2 separate regions of the Homo sapiens genome follow, and region 1 is linked to region 2. Evidence: chromatin loops called from intact Hi-C (ENCODE). Cell type or tissue: ascending aorta. All regions are shown on one strand. Each heading gives the region's core, and the rest is flanking DNA. Links, peaks and the distances in the headings are about the cores only. Region 1 has its middle 62 kb from the start of MRAP2. Region 2 overlaps CEP162 (centrosomal protein 162).

Region 1 (8,343 bases), core at 150-8,149, 97 kb before region 2:
AGAGTATTAAAGAATGCTGAGTTTGTTAACTTTTTTTTTTTTTTTTTTTTTTTGAGAGACGGAGTCTTGCTCTGTCGCCCAGGCTGGATGGCTCACTGCAGCCTCCCCTCCTGGGTTCAAGTGATTCTCCTGCCTCAGCTTCCCAAGTTGCTGGGACTACAGGCACGTGCCACCACGCCTAGCTAATTTTTGTATTTTTTAGTAGAGACGAGATTTCACTATATGTTGGCCAGGCTGGTCTCGAACTCCTGACCTCAAGTTATCTGCCTGCCTTGGCCTCCCAAAGTGCTGGGATTGCAGGTATGAGCCACCATGCCTGGCCAGAGTTTAACTTCTAATATGAGTATGATTATTCATAATTTATTTAATGAAATATAAATCATGGGCTATTATTAAAGTTCACAGCTACTTAAGTGGTATCTTATTTAGAAGTAGATTTATTGATCAGAAGATTGAAAGATACTTAAACGTCAGACAAATACCCATGACTATATCATCATTTTTATGAACTAAATGTTAAGAACTGTGAATGGTCCAAGATTTTGCCCCTTCTGCAAATCAGCTTGCCATAGTCTCATGGATGCTGCCAGAAGACACAAGAGTCTTGGGTCAGAGACAAAAATCTTCATTACAGCACAGCAGGCCACATATGCTTCATGCTCATGTTGGTTCCTGAGTTTGTTTCCTACTGCTGTTGTAACGAATTACCACAAATTTAGTGACTTAGAGCAACACAAATTTATTCTCTTCCAGTTCTAGAGTAGACAAGTCTAAAATCAGTTTCAGTGGGCTAAAATCAAGGTGTTAGCACAGCAGCATTCCATCTGGAGGCTCTCAGGATTAATCAGTTTTCTTGCCTTTTCTATCTTCCAGGGGTTGCTCCCACTCTGTGGCTCCTCTTCTTCCACTTTACATCTCTGTCTTTAACCATCCTGCTTCTCTCTTATAAGGACCTTTGTGATTACATTGGGTTACCTAAGATGATCTCCCCATCTTGAGATCCTTCATTTAATCACATCTGTAAAGTGTGTGCCTTTTGCCACATAAGGCTACATATTGACAGGTTTCAGGGATTAGGATGTGGACATGCTTGGGGAACCATTAGCCTGCTAGTCTTCCCTTTGGCCCCAAAGGTTTATATCCATTCTATATGCACAATACATACACCCCATCCCAATATACTCCACAGTCTCAATTCATTATAGAATCAATTCAAAGTCACATGTATTACCTAAATCTTATCAGCTTAAAAGTCCCAAATCTTATTATCTTAACCATCTAATTTCAGTATTAGTGAGATCCTGGGTATGATTCATCCTGGGGAAAAACTCTCCATCTGTGGACCTGTAAAACTAGAAAATAAGTTATTTTCTCCCAAAATACAATGATGTGACCGACATAAGATACTAGTTACTAATAGTTGTCTTTCAGTATATGCAGGGGATTGGTTCCAGGCCCCCTGTATACACCAAAATCCTAGCATACTTAAGTTCCACAGTAGGTCCTGCAGAACCCGTGTATATGAAAATTAGCTCTCCGTATAGGTGGGTTTCGCATCCCAAGAATACTGTATTTTCAATCCCCATTTGGTTGAAAAAAAATCTGCATACAAGTGGACACGTGCAGTTCAACCCTATGTTGTTCAAGGATCAACCGTATTCCCATTCCAAAAAGGAGAAAATGGAAGGAAAAAATGAATCATCAGTCCCCAAAATAACAAATCCTTCAAACTGGGAAAACTGTTAAGCTGCAAGGCCTGGAAATAGTCTTTTGTGACTTCTGGCTACATTCTCTGGGCCTGAAGCTCCACTCTTGGAATCATCTTTTCTTTTTCTTGAAAGGTACAATGTGTTTTTAGCTGAGTAGTTTTATCAGCCTTTTTTTCTGCATGTAGAATTTTGGGAGTCTGATAGCCTTCATTTATCTTGCCCTCACTCTGTCCATTTCAGTTGAAGTTGTTATCAGTGCCCTGGGTTCTTGTAATCTTCCAGTATAGACATCAAGAGAGATCACCAAACATAGGAGCAAAGAGAAAGAGAGAGAATAGGGCAAGAAAAATAGAGAGAGAGAAAGAAAAAGGGAATGGGGACTTATCCTATGTAGGAACTTGACTCACCGAGGCACCAGGGTGAAACAATGGTGCAGCTGCCTTGGTTTGTGCCTGGTCAGCCATCTCTGTCGTCTGGGCTGTGCCATTTGCTCCCACAGGACCCTAAAATGAGGGTTCTATCTGGAGTGCCATGAGATGTAATCAGCACCCTGGGTTCTTGTAATCTTCCAGGATGGAAATACAGATCACCAGACATAACAGCAAAGAGAAAGAGAAAGCTTTATTTTAGCTTGTACACAAGGAAGTCAGCACTGCACAAGGAAAAGGGCAGGCTGCTCCCTGAGGGTAGTATGTGAGTCAGTTTTACAGGGCCTTTCCATAGATAAGTGTTTTATCAGGGCATGTATAGGAGGAGTTTCTCTAGCGCTTGGGCAGTGGCTTCACATGCTTCTTTGTACATCACATGTCACAATACATTTTAAATCTCCACCCCTGGTAGTGACTTAGTGACTTTTAGCATTAAAATGAGGAAGGGGTAGCTATGAGTTGAAGTTTAAGTCTAAGTATGCATATGGGGCCTCAGGGAAGTCCCTAATCCCTTAAAGCAGGAACTTGCGGTTAACAGCTTCTTGGATCTTCTTTTGCTGATTGGCTGGAAGTTAGGTAAGCTACAACTTGAGTAAGGAGCTTTTGTTCTTTTTCTCTAAACCACTCCAAAACAGAAAACGAACCAGCCTGGCTGTCTCAAAGTTGGCAGTGTTTCTGCTGGTATAACATTTTCAAGAACTAGGGTGTCTCCTGGATATATCACAGAAACTTACTACATTAGGCAAGAGGCTCTTCTGTGGATCACTCCTGAATAACCCTATCTCTATTCCTAGTTAGTACTTAAATGGATAAAATGATCCATGAGTCACACTCCTAATTTTTTCAGAGAGCCCCCCGTGTGATTTAATACTCTTTTTGTTTCTTTTGAGACAATAGCAAAGGTTGCCTAGTCACAGTCCTTGGCTTTCTCTCCAGAGCATGCTTTCCTGATGATGAATCTCCTAATTTTAGTGTTTTTGCAATATAATTGGCTGAGAATTTCCCAAATCATCAATCCTGATTCCTCTTCACTTAAAGTTCTTCCCTCCATTTTTCTTTCCTCTTGCATTTTACTATCAGTAGCAAGAAGAAACCAGGCCTCATCTTTAACATTTTGCTTGGAAATCCTCTCAGCTAAATATTCAACTTTATTATTTACAGATTTTGCTTTCTACATAATTGCAGGGCACAATTCACCTAAGCTTTCTGCTGCTATGTAACAAGGATCTCCTTTTCTCCAGTTTCCAATAACATGTTCCTCATTTCCATTTTAATTTTCATCTGCAGTACCTTTAGTATCCATATTTCTACCAATAGTCTGTTCATGATGATTTAGATAGTTCATAAGATAATTTTTTTTTTTTGACATGGAGTCTCACTCTGTTGCCAGGCTGGAGTGCAGTGGCGTGATCTCGGCTCACTGCAACCCCCGCCTCCTGGGTTCAAACGATTCTCCTGCCTCAGCCTCCCAAGTAGCTGGGACTACAGGTGCGCACCACCGCACCTGGCCAGATAATTTTTTTTCTATCATGCTCAGCACTTCCCTCTGAGTCCTCACTTAGAGTTGTTCACATCCATATTCCTACTAACAGGCTACTCAAGGCAATCTAGTCAGTTTATATCATGTTCTTCAATATTCTACCAGCCACTGCCCATTGCCAACTCCACATTTTTAGTTGTGTTTTGTTTTTTTACAACAGCAATAGAAATTAATATAGTTCCTCTTGCCTCCAGGTCTCACAGTGTGGAGAAGCAAGGGCTCAAGGAGATGCTGTGCACACAGTGGGTTGGCATCATGGCTGAGGAACCCTGAGCTTAGGGGAACCCTGTGTTTTGACAATGGGTTGCAAGCAAACCTCCCTGGCCTTTACCTCAGAAGGAGATATTATCTTTGTTATGCTGGATAGTAAATAAACCTGCTCTATGCTCCAGAGGGAGACACTATCTCCATCTTCCAAGGCTGTTCACTTTGCAAACATTGTTGAATAGACAGCTGAGACAAAGGCTGTCAGTTTTCCCCTGCTCACTTTACATGCAGAAACCTGAGAGGCCTTTGGAAACTGCCTCCCAAACCTAAAATGATCAAAGAGTATATTGCATAAGTCACTGGGGATTTTTGAAAAAGAGGCAACTTTGAAGAAGTTGTGAAAAGAATGCAGGTGACTTTTTAAATGCCTGAATTTCTCTTTTAGAGATATACAACCACCTCAGGTTAAATTCAATGGATTTTTTCCCTTCTGAAAGCTGCCAAGACTTTGCCAAAATATATACTGTGTATGTGAGCTATTTTATTACCTACTGAAAAATTGTCTATTATTGGTAGAACAATAATCCATCCTGTCACCCAGAAAAGATGTGTAGTAGAAATAGAAAGTCTTTATGTCTAGGCCAGGCTTTTAGATATATTGAGAGAGGCGACTTCAGGCAGCCTGTGATCAGAGGTGTTGAGTTGGCAGCTTGTGCTGATTCTCGAGGCAGATGTGTGTGAGTGGCACAGAGAAAATATTCTTGTCTTTCTATGGAGTTGGAGCTTTTGAATAAATTTTGCAGAAAACTTGGGATCCTCAGCTAAGAACAATCCTTGGGAAGTTCATCTGCAACTGTATACCTAGTGAGAGGTCTCCAGAGAAATACGCCTGCCTTGGGAAGAATGTGTGTACATTTTAAGGAAACATAGTTCATAAAATCCATACTGGAGAGAGAGGTATTTACATTTCTAGGATCTTTTCCACCTGTTCTCTATGGAGTAAAGTTTTTTCTTCCTCATGTTTTGCCTCTTTATCCTGTATATAAACAGAGAAACTCTGTTTTTCTCCATCCCTCGTCTAGGATACAGATGTTGTATGTATAGGAGATTTTAACCTAGTTTGCAATGTTACTTCAGGGGTAGAATTGGGACGTGAGGGACCATGTGGTTATGGATGGCTTTTAAAATGAATAATGAGAATCTGAACCTACCCAGATAACCTTGGGTATACATTTATGATAAAATTAATAAAGACAAATGTTAAAAATTTAACACAAATGTTGTTCGACTTCATTCCAAAAACACCTCATTAGATAGCAGAATAGTGTCAAGTGTAAGTGTAGTACAAGTTGGCCCACACAGTACCCACAGACCCTATGACCTACCAGTGTGAGTTTGAAAGCACCAGCCTTTGACTTCAAGTGAAATGTATGCGAATGACTTGCATTAAAGAAATAATAAATTCAGAGATAATTATGATAACAACAGTGTCATAGGTTGTGTTCCATAAAAGCCTGAAAAGATTTATTGTAGGTGAGCTATAAGAAGGGGAATGATGGAAGCAGTTAGAGCAGGGGAAAAGCCACCAAGAATGTCATCTCAGCTGCAGACTGGCCACATTCTGATCTCACAGGAAGTTCTGGGGCACAAATTGCACTACAGAATCAGTCCCATCCTGAGGCAGGGGCATGATCTTTTGTTGCCCCAAGCCAGTCAGGGTAAGATGGCTTCTGCTTTGATCAAGGGTAATTCTTGAGAGAAGAAGGTGCTGGTTAACATCCCTAGCAGCTGGGAACAGGCATTGGCTAGTAAAGGACCCTGTGTGGGCACTAGCAGCATGCATTACAAACAATAACAGGTGACATTTATTAGGCACTAAGCTACCCCTGTCCTAAATTAATTTTTGTAAGCCTACTATGAGAACTTTCAACAGAGAGGTCTAAGTGATCCTTTAAATATCATAAGTCGGGTTACTTCTCTGTTCAAAATCCTTCAATGGCTTCCCATTTCATGCAGTGAAAAAGCCACAGTCCTTATGATGACCTGAAAGCTCTACATGATCTATGTCCTACTCTCCTGCCCATCACAGAAGCAGCCCTTCCAATAACTTTTATATGTGTGTGTGTGGTGGGGTAGGGCAGGGTGGTCTTAGTAAGCCAAGAGTCATTACATCTGGGATGAGCCCTTTTCCTGAATAGATACGAGCCCACTCTTTTCAGGGCACTGTGTTGTCAGCTCACAAGCTTACGATTGTGGCTTTAAGTTTCCTCTTTATTTTTGTCACCTGGAAACTTCACTTTCCTTCATGCTTAGCTCTATATTACTTTTGTTGTTGTATTTTATCCAACATTACTAAAAGTTTTATTTAAGAGGGATTCAAATTATCTCAGTTCACTGTGTTTCCAGAACTGGAAACATGTTATTTATTCAGTATTAGAATACCTGTTTGATCCTTCTTAAAAATGTATTTAGTATATTTCTCTGGTGAAAATCTTTGTCTTTTCATCTATTTTGTCCATCATTTCCTCTAAGCTCTTAAAATATTGCAATTAATTAGTTTATAGTTTTTATAAAAAGACTCTACTAACTCTAATGCCTAAATAATCTGTGGATTTGCATCTATTGTTTAATGTTTCTTATTCTTATATTATTAATCATATGGTCTTGACATTTCACATGTCTAGACATTTTTTATTATTTGGCAGACATTGTATATGAAAAATCCATTGATACAACATGGGAAATTATCTTCCATGAGAGATGTATTCCTCTTTCCTCTGTTAAGTAGATAGGGCTAGAGGCTGATTATCTCAGTCGAATCAGGCATTGAAGTGGGTCAGGACTGAATTGCATTTTTAAAATAACTTTGAGATATAATTGACAAAATAATTTTTACATATTTGAAGTGCACAATTTAATACATTTTGACACAGTATACAGTCAAGAAACCATCACCACAATCAAGATAATAAACATGTCCATCATCCATAAAAATTATGATGCCCTTTTATAATCCCTCCCTCCCATCCCTTTCTCTGAAACTACAGATCTGCTTTGCATTACAACAGATCAGTCCATATTTTCATGGTATTTATATAAGTGAAATCATGCAGTACATACTCTGTTTTGCCTGGCTTCTTTCATTCAGCGTAATTATTTTGAGATTCGTCCATGTTGTTGTGTGTATCAATAGTTCATTCTTTTCATTGCTGAGTAGTGTTTCATTGTGTGGCTATACATACCATAATTTGCTTATCTATTTATTTGTTGATGGATATTTGGGTTACTTATAATTTTGGCTATTGTAAATAAATATTTTCTATGAATATTTGCTGTAAATATTCATTTATAAGTCTTCATGTGAACATGTGCTTCTACTTGTTTAAGTTCCTAGAAGAGGAATGTCTGGGTCATATGGTAGGTAGGCATTTGTCTTTTTAAGAAACTGCTAAACAGTTTTCCAAAATGGTTGTATGATTTTAACTTTCTCATAGTGTATGTGAATTCTGGTTGCTCCACTTCCTTTCCAACATATTGTAACATCAGTCTTTTAAATTGTATTCATTCTAATATGCATGTGTAGTAGTATGTCATTTTTCAATTGCATTTCTCTAATGGTATTCAGCATTTTTTCATATGCTTATTTTTCATCAGTATATCTTTAGCAAAGTGCCTTTCAAGTCTTTGTCCCATTGTTTTATTAGGGAATTTGTTTTATTGTTGTTTTGAGAGTTCTTTATATTCTGTAAATATAAGTTATTTATCAGATATAGGATCTGCAAATAGTTTCTCTCAGTTTGTGGGTTGTCTTTTCATATCCTTAACAGTGTCTTCAAAGGACAGAAATTCTTCATTTTGGTGAACTCTAATCCATAATTTTTTTAATAGATATCATGCTTTTAGTGTCATATGAAAGAAATCTTTGCCAAACCCAAGGTCATAAAGGTATAATCCTATGCTTTTTTTTTCTAGAAGTTCTATAGTTTCAGATTTTCATTAAGGTTCGTGATTCATTTTGAGTTTTTTTCTTAAACATGGTGTGAGATCACCATGATCTTTTTAATGAGAGATCAAAAAAGATCCTTTTCTTTTTTTTTTTTTTTTGCTTATGGATATCTAATCGTTCCAGCATGGTTTGGTGAAAAGATCTTTTCTCCAGTGTATTGCCTCTGCAACTTTACTGAAAATCAGTTGTCTATATATGTGTTGGCTTTATTTATTTTTTATTTTTAAATTTTTTTTACAATTCTGGACATTCTATTCACCTGTTTGACACTCATTCCACACTTCTTGTTTATTATAGCTTTAGAAGTCTTGAAATCAGTAGTAATATAGTCTGGATATTTGCCCCCTCCAAATCTCATGTTTAAATGTAACCTCCGATGTTGGAGTTGGGCCTAGTGGAAGGTGTTTGGGTCATCAGGGCAGATTCCTCATGAATGGCTGTCCTCACAGTAAT
Region 2 (8,343 bases), core at 302-8,301:
GAACGTGACCTCATTCGTTTTTATGGCTGCATGGTATTCCATGGTGTACATGTATCACACTTTCTTTATCCAGTCTACCACTGATGGGCATATTTAGGTTGATTCCATGTCTTTGATCTTGTGAACAGTGCTGCAATGAACATATGCATGCATATGTCTTTATGGTAGAACAATTTATATTCCTTTTGGTATATATCCAATGATGAGATTGCCGGGTGAATAGTAATTCTGCTTTAAGTTCTTTGAGAAGTCGCCAAATTGCTTTCCACAATGGCTGAACTAATTTACATTCCCACCAGCAGTGTATAAATGTTCCCTTTTCTCTGCAACCAGCATATTTTTTTTTGTTTTTTACTTTTTAATAATAGCTATTCTGACTGGCATGAGATGGCATCTCATTGTGGTTTAATTTGTATTTCTCTAATGATTAGTGATGTTGAGCATTTTTTCAAATGCTTGTTGGCTGCACGTCTTCTTTTGAAAAATGTCTGTTCATGTCCTTGCCCACTTTTTTTTTTTGAGATGGAGTCTCGCTCTGTCACCAGGCTGGAGAGCAGTGGTGTGACCTCGGCTCACTGAAACCTCTGCCTCTTGGGTTCAAGCGATTCTCCTGCCTCAGCCTCCCGAGTAGCTGGTGAGAGGTGACAGCATGCTGGCAGTTCTCAGAGCCCTCGCTTGCTCTCGGCACCTCCCCTGCCTGGGCTCCCACTTTGGTGGTATTTGAGGAGCCCTTCAGCCCCCCACTGCACTGTGGGAGCCCCTTTCTGGGCTGGCCAAGGCCAGAGCCCACTCCCTCAGCTTGCAGGGAGGTGTGGAGGGAGAGGCACGAGCGGGAACCGGGGCTGCGTGCGGCGCTTGCGGGCCAGCTGGAGTTCCGGGTGGGCATGGGGTTGGTGGGCCCCGCACTCGGAGCAGCCAGCCAGCCCTGCTGGCCCTGGGCAATGGGGGACTTAGCACCCGGGCCAGTGGCTGCAGAGGGTGTACTGAGTCCCCCAGCAGTGCTGGCCCACCGGCGCTGCGCTCGATTTCTCGCCGGGCCTTAGCTGCCTTCCCACAGGGCAGGGCTCGGGACCTGCAGCCCGCCATGCCTGAGCCTCCCACCCACTCCATGGGCTCCTGTGTGGCCCAAGCCTCCCCGACGAGCACCACCCCCTGCTCCACGGCGCCCAGTCCCATCGACCACCCAAGGGCTGAGGAATGCGAGCACACGGCGCAGGACTGGCAGGCAGCTCCACCTGCAGCCCCGGTGCGGGATCCACTAGGTGAAGCCAGCTGGGCTCCTGAGTCTGGTGGGGATGTGGAGAGTCTTTATATCTAGCTCAGGGATTGTAAATACACCAATCAGCACCCTGTGTTTAGCTCAAGGTTTGTGACTGTACCAATCGACACTCTGTATCTAGCTGCTCTGGTGAGGACGTGGAGAGTCTTTATATCTAGCCCAGGGATTGTAAATATACCAATCAGCACCCTGTGTTTAGCTCAAGGTTTGTGACTGCACCAATCAACACTCTGTATCTAGCTGCTCTGGTGAGGACGTGGAGAGTCTTTATATCTAGCTCAGGGATTGTAAATACACCAGTCAGCACCCTGTGTTTAGCTCAAGGTTTGTGACTGCACCAATCGACACTCTGTATCTAGCTGCTCTGGTGGGGCCTTGGAGAACCTGTGTGTTGAAACTCTGTATCTAACTAATCTGATGGGGACGTGGAGAACCTTTGTATCTAGCTCAGGGATTGTAAACGCACCAATCAGCGCCCTGACAAAACAGGCCACTTGGCTCTACCAATCAGCAGGATGTGGGTGGGGCCAGATAAGAGAATAAAAGCAGGCTGCCCGAGCCAGCATTGGCAACCTGCTCGGGTCCCCTTCCACACTGTGGAAGCTTTGTTCTTTCGCTCTTTGCAATAAGTCTTGCTACTGCTCACTCTTCGGGTCCACGCTGCTTTTATGAGCTGTAACACTCACTGCAAAGATCTGCAGCTTCACTCCTGAGCCCAGCGAGACCACGAGCCCACCGGGAGGGAACGAACAACTCCAGACGCGCTGCCTTAAGAGCTGTAACACTCACTGCGAAGGTCTGCAGCTTCACTCCTGAGCCAGCGAGACCACGAACCCACCAGAAGGAAGAAACTCCGAACACATCTGAACATCAGAAGGGACAGACTCCAGACGCGCCACCTTAAGAGCTGTAACACTCACCGCGAGCGTCCGCGGCTTCATTCTAGAAGTCAGTGAGACCAAGAACCCACCAATTCCAGACACACTGGGACTACAGGCATGCGCCACACGCCCAGCTAATTTTGGTATTTTTAGTAGAGACCAGGTTTCACTATGTTGGCCAGGATGGTCTCGATCTCTTGACCTCATGATCCGCCTGCCTCAGCCTCCCAAAGTGCTGGGATTACAGGCGTAAGCCACCGTGCCCAGCCTACTTTTTAATGAGGTTGTTTTTTGCTTGTAAATTTGCTTAAGTTCCTTATAGATTCTGGGTAGCAAAGAACTCTAAGTTTCATTATTGGCACATGGAATTCACTGGGACCAAAGCGATTATTAAGTTACGAAACTTTCTGAAAGAATATAATGTAAAAAACCATAACCCTGTTCAAAAGAAAAAAAAAAAAGAAACCCAAAAGTCAGTGACTGGGAACCTTAAAGCTACCTGTGGGCAGGAAGTGGATTGAGAAGGGAGTGTATCCCCCAAGATGGGCATACCCCTCAACCTAAAATTCACTTCAGTTGTAGCCAATGGTGATAACATACAAGACAAATCCTCCAAGGAATGGAATGAGGGGCTATATAGAATAACTGATTTAAGGTAGCCCCTTCTTAATAGAATAATAACCTAATCAAGGAAAATAAACCCCTATTCCCAAGGTAGGGGGCCTTTACAAGTTCTTTCCAGTGGTTCTCAAAGTTGTAACATTGATTGCTGTGTTTTCCTCATACTTTTCCTTGCTGAAAGGGTGTATCTACTGGTTCCACCATTATATATTGGGATGGGGGTGAGGAAGTATATAACCCTGTCTTTTTAATTATAACCCTGTCTTTTTAATTCAACCATTGGTACACAACGAGAAGCATACTCAAACCTGATGGAGAGGACTGCACTTCACCTGGAAATCCTGGCCTTTCAGATGCATATAGCCCTGAATGGGACTTGGGGCTGCCTGCTTGGGGAAGGGGATAAGTTGGTCTGTGTATGAAGAAGAGTGAAATTGATATTTTGTTATTAGAAAGGTATATCCTGGCAGAGACTGACTAGATACTGACCAAACTCATTTTTCTTTCTTGGCACAGAAACAAACGACATTTCACAGCCTCCTTGGACCTAGTTAGCTAGATGTGCTGGTTCCTACCAATGGAATGTGAGCTGAAGTGATATGAAACTTCTGTATTAAGGCAGTTAAAAGAAAGGACGCAAAACCATTCTCTTTCTTTCCTTACTGACTGGTTGGATGATGTCATAACAATCTTAAAACTATGTGTTGATGACAAGCAGCCTGGGTTCCTAAATGACTGTGTGGAGCAGAGCCCCAATCCAACCCCACTGACCCACAAGGGATAGTGATGTGAGCAAGAAATACATTTTTGATGACAAGCTACTAAGATTTCAAGGATTATGTTATAGCAGCTAGGGTCATTTACTCCATAGTTTACCAAAAAATTTTTAGGTATGTGTACTAAAGATCATATTACTGACATTTCTATTACGTATGATTACTGTTATACCTTCAAAATATCTGTTTTAAGCTTTTAAACACAAATGTAAAAATCTGTTTTAGAATTCCTATTACTGAAATGGTTTTACCTATAACAACAAAGATATAAGATGTGTAAGAAAATCTCTGTAGTTACCGCTAACATACTCCCAAACAGCAATGATGAGTGGTACCATCTCTCCTTTAAAAATACTAATTAGCACTACAGATCAATGGAAGACTACTACACTTAGCATTGAAGTGAATGAATTTTAGTGGAAGGTTCACTGCATCATTTTTTTCTCAACTCACACAAATGTAGAAACAAGGCCAGGAGATCACCACATGTGGATTTACATCATGAGGATACAGTATAGGAAGGAGGCTGAAAACATGTCTGTTGAAGACACAAATGAACAAATGACAACATGAATGGATGACAGACTATTTCACAGAAGTATTTTATGGAGATCAAAGACCTGACAATGTAAGTGGTTAAGCACATGGATGGCCTGTGTTCCTGGTCTACAACTATATGACCTTGGGCAATGGCTTTATTTATTTTAATCTCTTAGGCTTCAATCTTCTTGTCTATGAAATAGGGATAATAATGGAGTATAACCCATGGAGATGCTGTAAGGTTAAATTAAATAATATACGTATAGTATGTGCCCAAAGTAAATGTGAAAAATGTTAGCTGTTATCATCTACCAGTAAATTGAGTTAATCTCAGGTGCATTTCTTGAATTATGGGCATAAAGATGCATTCTCTACTTGTTATGAGGATCACGTGGGAGACTGGACATGACATTTCAGTGCTACATAAAAGCAACGCTGTCTATTACAAGGTTACTGTGACATGTTACTCCGTGTTGAAGAATGACAGTGGGTCACACATACTTCCACTAAACTGTATTGGACCTGAAGCATTTTAATGAGGACCATTTCTCTTGTGGCTACAAACTCACCCTGTGAGATGACAGCCAGTCTGTGACTAAGTCAAAACTAACTGGTTTATAAAGAAGGAAATCTATGACTCATAAACATAATAAAATTCACTTTCTCCCTCATCATGAATGAACTGTTCCGGCACTATTTAAAGCTGAGGAGACTGTATTTTTCAGTGAAAACCTTTAGGACTATTTAGTGGCCCCAGTTTTTTTATAGCATCTATTTATTTTTTCATTTAGCCCTAGAATTTTGATGACTTGAGTAAGGACAAATATAAAAAGAAGAGAGTTATGACTCACAGGTAGAGTCAAGCTAGTATTAGTCATTAATCATTCACTAGGAATGATTACATAGAACAAATGACTATAAAAGTTTCCAATGACAAAACAATAAATAAAAAATTCATACCTGACAGGTTGTAAATCAAAACCACTGATCCCAAAGGAATCTATTCTGATAGGTTTCATCAGCTCCTCTACTGTGGGCAGATCTAAGAGGTGGAAAAAAAAGTAGAAACGAAAAATGTTATGTAGGTTGCTTAATTTACATGTGTAATAACACCAAAATTATATTTTCTCTGACACAGTTAATAAAACGGTACATGCAATAAACCTAGTTTTCCGTCTTAAGTTTCCTTATACCAGGAAAACTTCCTTTCTTATGAAATATCAAATAAATATCTCAAATATCAATATCAAATATATTTATCAAAAAATATCTATACATACACACACGCTAAGTACATATTTGGTTGATCCTGAAATACTGTTGTCTAACAAAATACAACTTTAATATACGTACATACAAAAGAGTAAAAAATATCCCTTTAAATGACTTCTTAATTTGATCAAGGCATATTAGAAAAGAAACTGGGCCAGGCGCAGTGGCTCATGCCTGTAATCTCAGCACTTTGGGAGGCCAAGGCAGGTGGATCACCTGAGGTCAGGAGTTCGAGAGCAGCCTGACCAACATGCCAAAACCCCATCTCTACTAAAAAGACAAAAATTAGCTGGGCATGGCAGCAGGCACCTGTAATCCCAGCTATGCAGGAGGCTGAGGCAAGAGAATTGCTTGAACCAGGGTGGCGGAGGCTGCTGTGAGCCGAGATCGTGCCATTGCACTCCAGCCTGGGCGACAGAGCAAGACTCCGTCTCAAAAAAAAAAAAAGAAAAGAAAAGAAAGTGAAATTTCGTTTTGTGTTTGGCTCTAATTTTATAGTTAAACCAAGGGTTCCTGTATTTCATTTGAAAAAATCTTTTTTTTTTTTTTTTAAGGCAGAGTCTCACTCTGTTGCCAGGCTGGAGGAGCAGTGGCGCAATATTGGCTCACTGCAACCTTCGTCTCCCGTGTTCAAGTGATTCTCCTGCCTCAGGCTCCCGAGTAGCTGGGACTATAGGCGTGTGCCACCATGCCCAGCTAATTTTTGTATTTTTAGTAGAGATGGGGTTTCACCATGTTGCCCAGGATGGTCTCAATCTCTTGACCTCGTGATCCACCCACCTCGGCCTCCCAAAGTGCTGGGATTACAGGCATCAGCCACCTCGCCTGGCTGAAAAAATTTCTTTAATTAAGCTCAGAGACTGAGAAACAATCACTACAGCAAATTGTATTTTAATTATATTACACTAAAAACTCTTTAGAAAGGATATCAAATAATTGAAAAATTCATCTGTAAGTTTTTACCAGATTCCATAGTAGAGATGTTTTTTGAATTCTCTTCATTTTCTTGAGGATGACCTTTCACTGAGCTCTTGATATCTTCCACTGTGTTACTCTCAATTTTTTGTTTGTCTTCATCTCCCAATGAATGGGCTATATGACAATAAGCTTGATGTAGGGCTTCAACGTCACTACTGCTTTGTCCATAAGAAACACCTGTTGAAATAAACGTAATCACCAGAAATAATTACATCACAAATACATGAGAACGATAAAACACTAATATCATTCCTTAACCTGTTAGGAATATAAAAGTAGAGTTAAGTACTAACTAGGTAATTTGCAGCTATGGCCTACCAGCATGGATTCATAGCAGGCTCAACAACTCTTTTAGCAAACTGAGGCGTGTCCTGATGTGGTAAGCATAAAATCTGCTTTCACTCGTCATTGTTCTTTCTCCTACTATTCTTAATCGACCCCCTCTGCATAACTATTCTTAAGTTTCCCAAACTAAAAAATTCCTTTGACGGATTCTACCTCTCCTTTACCATTACCATTCTCTCTGCTTCTCTGTACCACCAAGCATCTTGTCATTTGCACTTTTTCAACCACAATGAATTCACTCCTCCAACTTTGCAATCCAATGTATTCCAACATCCTGCTAAAGCTGCTATGATCAAAAGCAATTTCCTAATGACCAACTCCATTTGTATTTAGTTCTCTTCAACTATGTGAGACATCTGACATTATCTTTTTCACTTTATCTTAGCCAAAAGGCAGAGAAGTCAAACATTGTTTTTTTTCCTGTAACTGTTTCTTCTGCATGCCTTCTTCTTTTTGTTATTACCATAATTTTGAGGGCAATTTTCCAACTCTTGCGGTCTATAGTTCATTTCAGGGCTCCATCTTCAGCCCTCTTCTTTTGAATGCCTCTCACTTACTAGTTTTTTGGCCTGGCTAACTTCATGAAGACTTTTAGCTTCAACTATTACCCATATGCTTATGACTCCCAAATCTATGTCTTGTGTCCTTATAACTCTTTTCTGAATATCAACTTAACAGACATCTAGATTGCTCTATATCACATCTACATATTCCCCAACTGAATTCATTATATTCCCTACTAAAACTTGTTCTACTACCAGTATTTCCTAATCACATCACTACTCAGTCAAAATAGAAACCTTGATGTCATCATTCACTCTTCCTTCCCTATTAGCCTTCTGATATGGTTTGGCTGTGTCCCCACCCAAATCTCATCTTAAATTGTAACTCCCACAATTCTCATGTGTCATGGGAGGGACCTGGTGGGAGGTGATAGAATTATGGGGGTGGGTCTTTTCTGTGTTGTTCTCATGATAGTGAACGAGTCTCATGAGATCTGATGGTTTTAAAAACAAGAGTTTCCCTGCACAAGCTCTCTTTGCCTGCCGCTATCCATGTAAATGTGGCTTGCTCCTCCTTGCCTTCTGCCATGATTGTGAGGATTCCCCAGCCATGTGGAACTGTAAATACAATAAACCCTTTTTCCTGTATAAATTACTTAGTCTTGGGTATGTCTTTATCAACAGCATGAAAATGGACTAATATACCTTCTCTTTCCACCAACTGACAAATTCTAGAAAAAAGAATTCAAATAATTTAATGAAAATAATGATTGCATATTTTTGAGTACTTTCTTGCTTATTTTGTAATTTTCATTACTAACAAGTGGAATTTTCAAAATTAGAGGAAAATAATGAATCACGGAAGAGAGGGAAAAAAAGAAGAAAAACAGGTGACTAATCTCTTCTCTTCATACCCATGGTTAATTAACCAGTTATTAAAAATAAAATAGTATATATAGTCTCATCTTCCTGTATATACAATGTAAGTTGTGTATATACACAACTTCTAAACAGAAGAGATAGCCAAGTGGTACATATAAGATTGTATAAGAATGCCTTACAATGAGATGTCTTTCTAGCTAGTGCTTCAGGTCCCCATGGCTACATGAAGTATATCCAAATAACAAGTTTGCTTAAATAAACTAAAA

Evidence for each region. Peaks named below come from ENCODE experiments on the same cell type or tissue, not always from the same donor. Only the 100,000 strongest peaks of a DNase experiment are listed, where the experiment ranks them.
Region 1: a loop joins it to region 2, with 6 times the contacts of the local background. A loop is called at or near these places in 1 of 110 quality-filtered maps.

The regions. Positions count from the first base shown.
Region 1 is chr6:84,091,210-84,099,552 of GRCh38, forward strand. It overlaps a transcript of MRAP2 not described here. Among named protein-coding and RNA genes, the nearest start is that of MRAP2, 62 kb to the left of the region's middle. In ascending aorta, for the core only: no CTCF peak of the experiment used is centred there; no DNase peak of the experiment used is centred there; H3K27ac peaks cover 1,645 bases.
Region 2 is chr6:84,188,552-84,196,894 of GRCh38, forward strand. CEP162 (centrosomal protein 162) reads right to left here. Exons shown (of 27, transcript NM_014895.4): 10 at 6,333-6,524; 11 at 5,058-5,139. Among named protein-coding and RNA genes, the nearest start is that of CEP162, 35 kb to the right of the region's middle. In ascending aorta, for the core only: no CTCF peak of the experiment used is centred there; no DNase peak of the experiment used is centred there; H3K27ac peaks cover 2,383 bases.